Linked DNA regions of Homo sapiens: region 2 is linked to region 1. A link is a contact called in ENCODE Hi-C or POLR2A ChIA-PET data. All regions are on one chromosome and are shown on one strand. Each heading gives the region's core, a stretch centred on a gene start or an enhancer-like site at or near the end of the contact. The rest is flanking DNA. Distances are from core to core; before and after follow the strand shown.

Region 1 (3,545 bases), core at 566-3,065:
CCCTGTTTGTTCCATGTCCTCTGGGGACGTTTGTGAGAAAAGTCCATGCAGCTCTACACAAAAGCACAGAGCAGTGCTCTTTAAAAGAAGTGTTGTTCTAAAATAAAGATCTTCTAGGAAACTGCATCTCCAAAAGACAGTGTGGGGTGGTAGGAAGAGCGCTGGATGGAGGTCAGACCGTTTTGTCCTGTTTTCACCATGAATCATTTGCATGACCTTGGGGAAGTCATTTTACCTCCGGGGACTTTGGTTTATAAAATGAAGCAGTTGAGCTCGATGGGGTGGTTTTCCAATTTATCTGATGGTGGAGCAACTTCTGAAATTCCCCAATGGTGGAAAACTTTTCTTAGGAACCCAGTATATAAAACAGATAAAACGGGAGCTGCACTTGTTGAAGATCGGGTGAACACAGGGCCAGGAATCCACTCACTCTGGGCACCTTCCCAAACCCCAGACTTCCCAGGGACCCACAGGGCTCCACACAGTGCCGGAGTCGCTGCAGGCCTCCCTCACACACTGCCATATTTCTTACCAGGAGATGGCTCTCTTACCTCATTTCCAAACTGTACTACTTGGAGGAAAAGTTATTGATCAAACTAGTTTGTGGTCTTGCTGAGGAAAAATGCCTTCTGAACTCAGCTGGAGGAAACCACCAGGCAATGTGCCCTCATTGACCCTGCCCTGTGGTTTATAACAATGGGCCACCAGCATCCATGACTGGAGACCCTCCTCCCATTCTGCCATTCTGCCTCCTGAAGAATGCACTCCTAGACTAGCATGGAAGACATGGATCTTTTCTACCCCCAACATCCCAATGAGACCATCCTTAAATCAATGAAGCATAGCACTAAGGTCTGAATGTTTGTGCCTCTACCCCAATTCATATGCAAAATCCTAACCCCCCAGGTGATGGTATCAGCAGATGGGGCCTTTTGAGAGGTGATCAGGTCATGAGGACAGAGCCCTCATGAATGGGACTAGTACCCTTAGAAAAGAGACTGCAGAGAGCTAGCCAGTGCATACCACCATGTGAGGACACATGGAAGGTGTCATCTATGAGGAAGAGGCCCTCACCAGACACTGCTAGTGGCTTGATCTTGGACTTCCCAGCCTCTGGAACTGTGGGAAACAAATGTTTGTTGTTTATAAGCTGCCTCATTTATGGTATTTTTGTTATGCCAGCCCAAATGAAGAAAACAGAATATTTTTTTCTGTTTCAGAAAAAAATTTTCTGAATTTTTTTTCTGTTTCAGGAAAACAGAATAATTTTTAAAATACCTAAATGAGCATTAAAGTAAAATAGGAACAGTCACTTCCAAGATGGTTGGCTACAGTGTTCTTCTCCAACTAACCCTCCCCTTGAGAACAACTAGAAAACTGCATAAAATATTTTCGAAACTCTGCTGAGGGTATCAGAGTGCTCCCAGGGCAGTGAGGACTTGAGGAACCAAAATCAAGAGGAGAAGGGGATCACAGAGAGGGTGCCGGACATTCAGGTCCACTTTCCCTGCTGAAGCATTTGCCAATTCAGAGTGTCGGTGGAGGGGCTGAGAAGCTGAGTAGAACTTTGGGCAGTCTCACAGGGCTGGGGAAACACACCTCAGTGTTCAGGCCCTGCTGTGCAGGAGGCGGCCAGGCAAGCACTCCAGACTTTCAGGTGGGGCAGCGGACGGGATATCCCCAGGCAAAACGCTGAACCAGAAATAGACCCATCTTCACAAAGACCGAAACCAGCTTTGAATCAGCTCATCCAGTCTGGCTTAAGACAATCTGCCCCTGGCCTAAATGCCTGCCAAAAGCAAAAGTAAATCCTCTGCAGGCAGGCGGATAACATCATCTAGTATCTCAGATTATATCAATGATGTTGTATTTAGAATATCTGGTATTCAAAACAGAGAGATAGGTGTGAGACCCAGTTTGGGAACTGGCCCGGGGGTCTGGTTCAGCATATGATTTCTCATGAGGTGGGCAGTTCTTTGCAGAGGGGCCCATGTGATGGTGCTAACAGTGTTAGCTGCGGTGCAGAGGATGGTGTGAGCTGTGCACACTCTCTCATCTTCTCCAAACAACAGCTCGGGTGTCGCTGTTGTGATCTTTCTCATTTCACAGGTGAGAACACAGGCTGGGGGGTCTGACTTATGTCTATCTGACTACATAGCCTGCTTCTCCGCAGGGGCTCTTATTTGTGAATGTTGTGGGGTGACGGGCTCAAGGAAGATACTCACTCTGCGACTTAGCTTCAGGGCCTGGCTTAAGACTTGTTAAAGGAAACACTCATTTATCGGACGTCACATGCAGACAGCTCCTGGGTCTAAGAGGTACAGAGCACCACATCTGCAGGGGCGGCATGTCATACCACTTGGCTGGAGCTCCAGTGTCAACTTGCTGACGGCTGCTAATGCTGAGCAACGGTTGCCCGAACGTGGGACTGAATTCCTCCTCATCTCCTGGGAGGCCGGCATGGAAGGTGAAGCAGATGCCTTCACACCTCTGGGACCATGGACTGGGGGCCCTGCAGTGGGTTTCCCAGGCACGCCCTCAGGGAGTCCAAGCAGAAACCTGGAGCCCCGAGAAAGCTCTCTTGGGAAGTCACTGGGAGCTGCAGGATGTTCTTAGCAAGCACCTCATTCAGAGGGTTTTGAATTGGGCTCCTTGGGCCCTGGAAGTTCTTTGGAGCAATGCGGGGTGGGGCGGGGGAAAGGGGACAGGAGGGCTCGGCCCTGCCCAGCCCCGGATAAGCAGTATGTTTCACCCTGATCTGCTTTTTACATTGATGTTACACATAAGATTTTATTGTTTAAAATGTTTAACTTTTTTTTAATTTAAAAAAAGAGTCCAACTCTTTTTTTAAAAAGCTGCAAGATGGCCTTTCTGATCTAAGCTTATTGGAGAGATGAATATCTCAGGCCCAGTGAGGGTAGCTGATGTCTCCACACACAGAGACAATGGCAGAGCCATGAGCGTGGTTTTTCCCGACGACTTCCCCTGCCCTGAGTCAGGCCTGTAAAGACGGTACTAAAATATACACTGGATGATGTGTGTTGATGCTGAGCCTAGAAGACACGCCAGATTGTCCTCTACCCCAGACAGAAAGTAGTGACAGCCAGGCTCCAGAGGCAGGTATGGGCCAGCTAGTTATGACGGTGTTTTAATAGCAGGGCAGGGTTAAGGTCAGGAAGTTCTCTTCCTCTGAAATAGCTGGCCCCACAGCACAATGCCTGCCGGTCTGATGCCTAGGTCCAAGGCAAGAGGCGGCTTCCTCTTGGCCAGGACCCGCCTGGTCCTCAGCCTCCTTCGCTCTTCCCTTCCCTGAACCCCTTCCCAGAGTGGGGTTGGGGCAGGGGTCACCGACAGAGCCTCTTCTAGTTCTTATTTCCCCTTCCAGAGCCCTCCTCAGAACTCACCGGTGACTGTCAACAAAATGCCCCTAATTTAACTTTGGGAGTAATGAATCAATCTGGGTAAAATACCTATGCATTTTAGGAAGAAGAGAGAGCATTTCGGTGTCTCCTCCATCTTCTGTGAGTCAGGGCCTGCTCAGGTGG
Region 2 (3,545 bases), core at 437-2,936, 420 kb before region 1:
TGCAAGTATTAAATTAAAAAGTCTGGTTAGCATGCAGTTAGCATCATAAAAAGAATTTCCACATATGACTATAGTAGTATACATTTCTGCAGTAAGGACAGCCCTCTACAAAATTATGAAGTATGTAGGTATCTTGGCACAACCCATAACATTTTTTATTCCAAATATGAGAATTCTTACCACTGAAGGCATTTCATGAAAAGTTGGATCCATAATTCTCCACTAGTCAAGACTTTCAGTAGAATGAGCACCTTATTACATTCATCTTTATTTTCCTATTTCCTAGCAGGGTCATGGAAATTAGCATATTCTCAATGAAAGTTGATAAATGAATGCATTCTGCTAAAAGTAAACATTGAGAAGAAATTTTTACCGTCGATTATGTTGCCATAGTGCTATTATCACAAGAGAATTCATTTAGCAACCATTTATTGAACATCATCTATGGTAGACAGTGTGTTAGCACTAGGAATACAGAACTTAATAAGATGAGCCTTCCAGCAGTGGGATTGGGCAACAGTGGATGCAAGAGGCAAAAGAACTTCAAACAGTTGTGATAAAGAGGAAAGATAGTAATGCTATCAGAGAAATATCTACAAACAAAATAGTGTTATGCTATTAGAAAAATACAGAGTGCTGTGGGAGCCCAGAAGAGAAATTAATTCCAGTTGGACGTAGGAGTGTTTGTCAGGATTTCATATGGGAAGTGGCTTTTGAGTTAAACTTTGAATATCTCACTGGCATCTTGGGCATCTCAAATCCACTGGGTCTATACTTGTGTTCATCATTTATTCATCATTTTCCCCTTCCACCCATTCATCCCCAGCTTGCATGTCTGATAGTCTTGAACATGATTATTGATATTGCCGTTCACTGCTGGGTCCTTCCTTTTAGAAAATGCTAGATTAGGCCGGGTGCGGTGGCTCACGCCTGTAATCCCAGCACTTTGGGAGGCTGAGTTGGGTAGATCACTTGAGACCAGGAGTTCCAGATCAGCCACGGCAACCTGGTGAAACCTCGTCTCTGCAAAAAATACCAAAAAAATTAGCTGGACGTGTTGGCGCATGCCTGTAGTCCCTGCTACTTGGGAGGCCGAGGTGGGAGGATCACCTAAGCCCATAAAGTTGAGGCTGCAGTGAGCCATGATCGTGCCATTGCACTCCCACCTGGGTGGCACAGTGAGACCCTTTCTCCAAAAAAAAAAAAAAAAAGAAAATGCTAGATTCATTTGACTCCTTTTCTTTCCTCTCCAGTATTTATTTGGTCACTTTAGTTATGTGAAGTTTTGAATAATTTCCAATTTTTTACAAATTATATGGTTTGTATGTAATGAAAAGCTTATCAAAAATGTTTCAGTTTATCAGTCTACTAATCAAATATTTTTAAACTTTTAAAATTATACACAGAAATGTGGTCCTATTTTGAAACAATTCTCTCATTTTTTTCACATTAAAAAGTTCAATTCTGATTTCTAAAAATCAGAAAATCATAAAGAATTTATTATGGAGAAGCTATCCTGGTGTACAATTATGACAGTATTTTTATTTTAAATGATACTGTCCTTCTAAGAATGTGTTTCTGTCAATTTGTCCTTATCTCTACAGAACCCTGAAATTGTAGCACTACTGTAGTGTTTCTAGAGAGTAATACGTTTCTGCTGCCATTTGGAGGAGCCTGCATCACAGAGTAATGAGTTGAGTCTGACTTACAAAGATGCCTCCTTTGCAATTCAGACCCCCCAGAAGAATTTGCAGTCAAATTCCTATAATTAATGAGTTGTGTCTTCTAGATTCCTTTAAGTACTACATCTAATGGAAGTTACAATTATAACTTAATTATTTTAAATAGTAGAGATTCTGATGGTGTGCTTACACCACTGAAACAAAAGATATTCTGAAAACTGAAAGTGAAACTGTCAGCCCTTGGCATCTGTAGTTAACAAACTACTCAAGAGTTTTGTTGCTAGATATCTAGATAATTGTGAGAATAAGCCAAGAGTGTGGGAGGCTTGCTTTGCTCTTCAGATGAAATGGCTTAAGTTTTGCCAAAATCCCTGAAGGGTAATCACGGTCTCTTTTAATCCCAAGTTTCAGATAATACCCACAAATAACTTATTCTTTAGAGTGGTCTTTGGAATTAGAGAAAGCAGAAATGTATTAAAATGTATTTCATTCACTTTGTTCCTGATCCTTACACCAGGGTCAACGGAGTCACTAAGAATTAGCAAAGTTCATTGGTAAGAGATTTACCCTTCTGATATCTTGCTCTGGTGAAATACTAGAAAAATGTCTTAAGAAGTAAAAGGCAGATGTGAGAGTTAAAGGAAATTTCAGTTAATTAGCAGAGTTGCATTAAAATAATCTTACCATGGATCATGAAGTCTTGAATTCTAAATTTGCCTTTGCTGGTATAATCCTAATTAGATATTTTACTTAATTTTTGAAATTTCATAATAAATAACCCAGCTTCTATCAACAAAATGAAGACTTTGCATTTAGAATTGCCTTCAAAATGCAATCAATTCCAATGTCATTACAAAATGTAACTGAACGGTCTCTGAGAGCTAAGTTGAACACTTTATCTCTGAGATGTCGTTGCATTCTATTGCAGTTATTTTCTGACATGTGTGGGGGAAGAAAGGTATTTCCTACTTTGAGCATTTATCAACACACTTACCCTGATACCCATGAACAGTCCCACCTCTGCCTGGCATTGTTTTATACTTGCTGTTGTCACATTCATTCTTCAAGTTTTAACTCAAAGTCAGTTCTTTGAAGTCATGCTTACTCTCCCATCATGAACTTGCAAAATTAGGCCTGAAGCTATTTTATTTGCTCCCAAGTAATATCTGCTATTCAGGTATATATCAACACAGAAATTGCCTCAGGTGTAGTCTCACAATGTAGACAACTGAGTTTATCATACACCAAATTTACTAAAAGCAAATATAAACATACTAATCCATTAAATTATTTTAATATATATACGAAACTCATTATAAGTGTAGGAACGTAAATATTATTATTATACTATAAAAATATAAAGTAATACTTCTAAAATACATATACTCTTCATTTGTTAATCTTCCTTAATCCTGAACTATTTTCATTTTCTGCTTAGGTAATCTTAGTTTTCTGTAGATTCAGATGGATTTAAATGTTTTTTGTAAACCTGCTTGTGGCTTCAAAACCACTAGGCACTATGCCAGCTATTAAAAGTAGATTTTTATTCTACAGCTTAATTGTCCATAATAAAACTTGGCCATTTAGGCTGGGTACGGTGGCTCACGCCTGTAATCCCAGCACTTTGGGAGGCTAAGGCGGGCAGATCACAAGGTCAGGAGTTCAAGACCAGCCTGGCCAGCATGGTGAAACCCCGTCTCTACTAAAAATAAAAAAAATTAGCCGGGCATGGTGGCACATGCCTGTAGTCCCAGCTACTTGGGAGGCTGAGGCAAGAGAATCACCTGAACCCGGGAGGCGGAGGTTGCAGTGAGCCAAGATTGCGCCACTGCACTCCAGCCTGGGCGAGAGAGCGAGACTCCA

Evidence for each region. A loop is a pair of places that touch in the nucleus more often than their neighbours do. ChIA-PET counts read pairs that join two places held with the same protein, here RNA polymerase II (POLR2A). Pooled maps may share reads with other maps.
Region 2: a loop to region 1 is called in a pooled map, with 3 times the contacts of the local background. The contact joins two enhancer-like sites. A Hi-C loop is called at or near these places in 4 of 168 maps with a recorded cell type or tissue (GM13976, MCF 10A, chondrocyte and 1 more), 2 of 37 single-sample maps with no recorded cell type and 7 of 50 pooled maps. POLR2A ChIA-PET finds 5 or more read pairs at or near these places in 5 of 52 experiments (AG04449, CD4-positive, alpha-beta memory T cell, MCF 10A and 2 more).

What each region holds. Positions count from the first base shown.
Region 1 is chr13:30,155,946-30,159,490 of GRCh38, reverse strand. All of the region lies in intron 1 of LINC00385 (long intergenic non-protein coding RNA 385), which reads right to left. Among named protein-coding and RNA genes, the nearest start is that of LINC00385, 4.0 kb to the right of the region's middle. RefSeq lists an enhancer at 1-95. Within about 2 kb of position 1,815, at least 3 of the 41 ENCODE cell types and tissues checked have a DNase peak (open chromatin) inside an H3K27ac peak, as active enhancers do.
Region 2 is chr13:30,571,317-30,574,861 of GRCh38, reverse strand. It overlaps a transcript of HMGB1 not described here. Among named protein-coding and RNA genes, the nearest start is that of USPL1, 45 kb to the left of the region's middle. Within about 2 kb of position 1,686, at least 9 of the 41 ENCODE cell types and tissues checked have a DNase peak (open chromatin) inside an H3K27ac peak, as active enhancers do.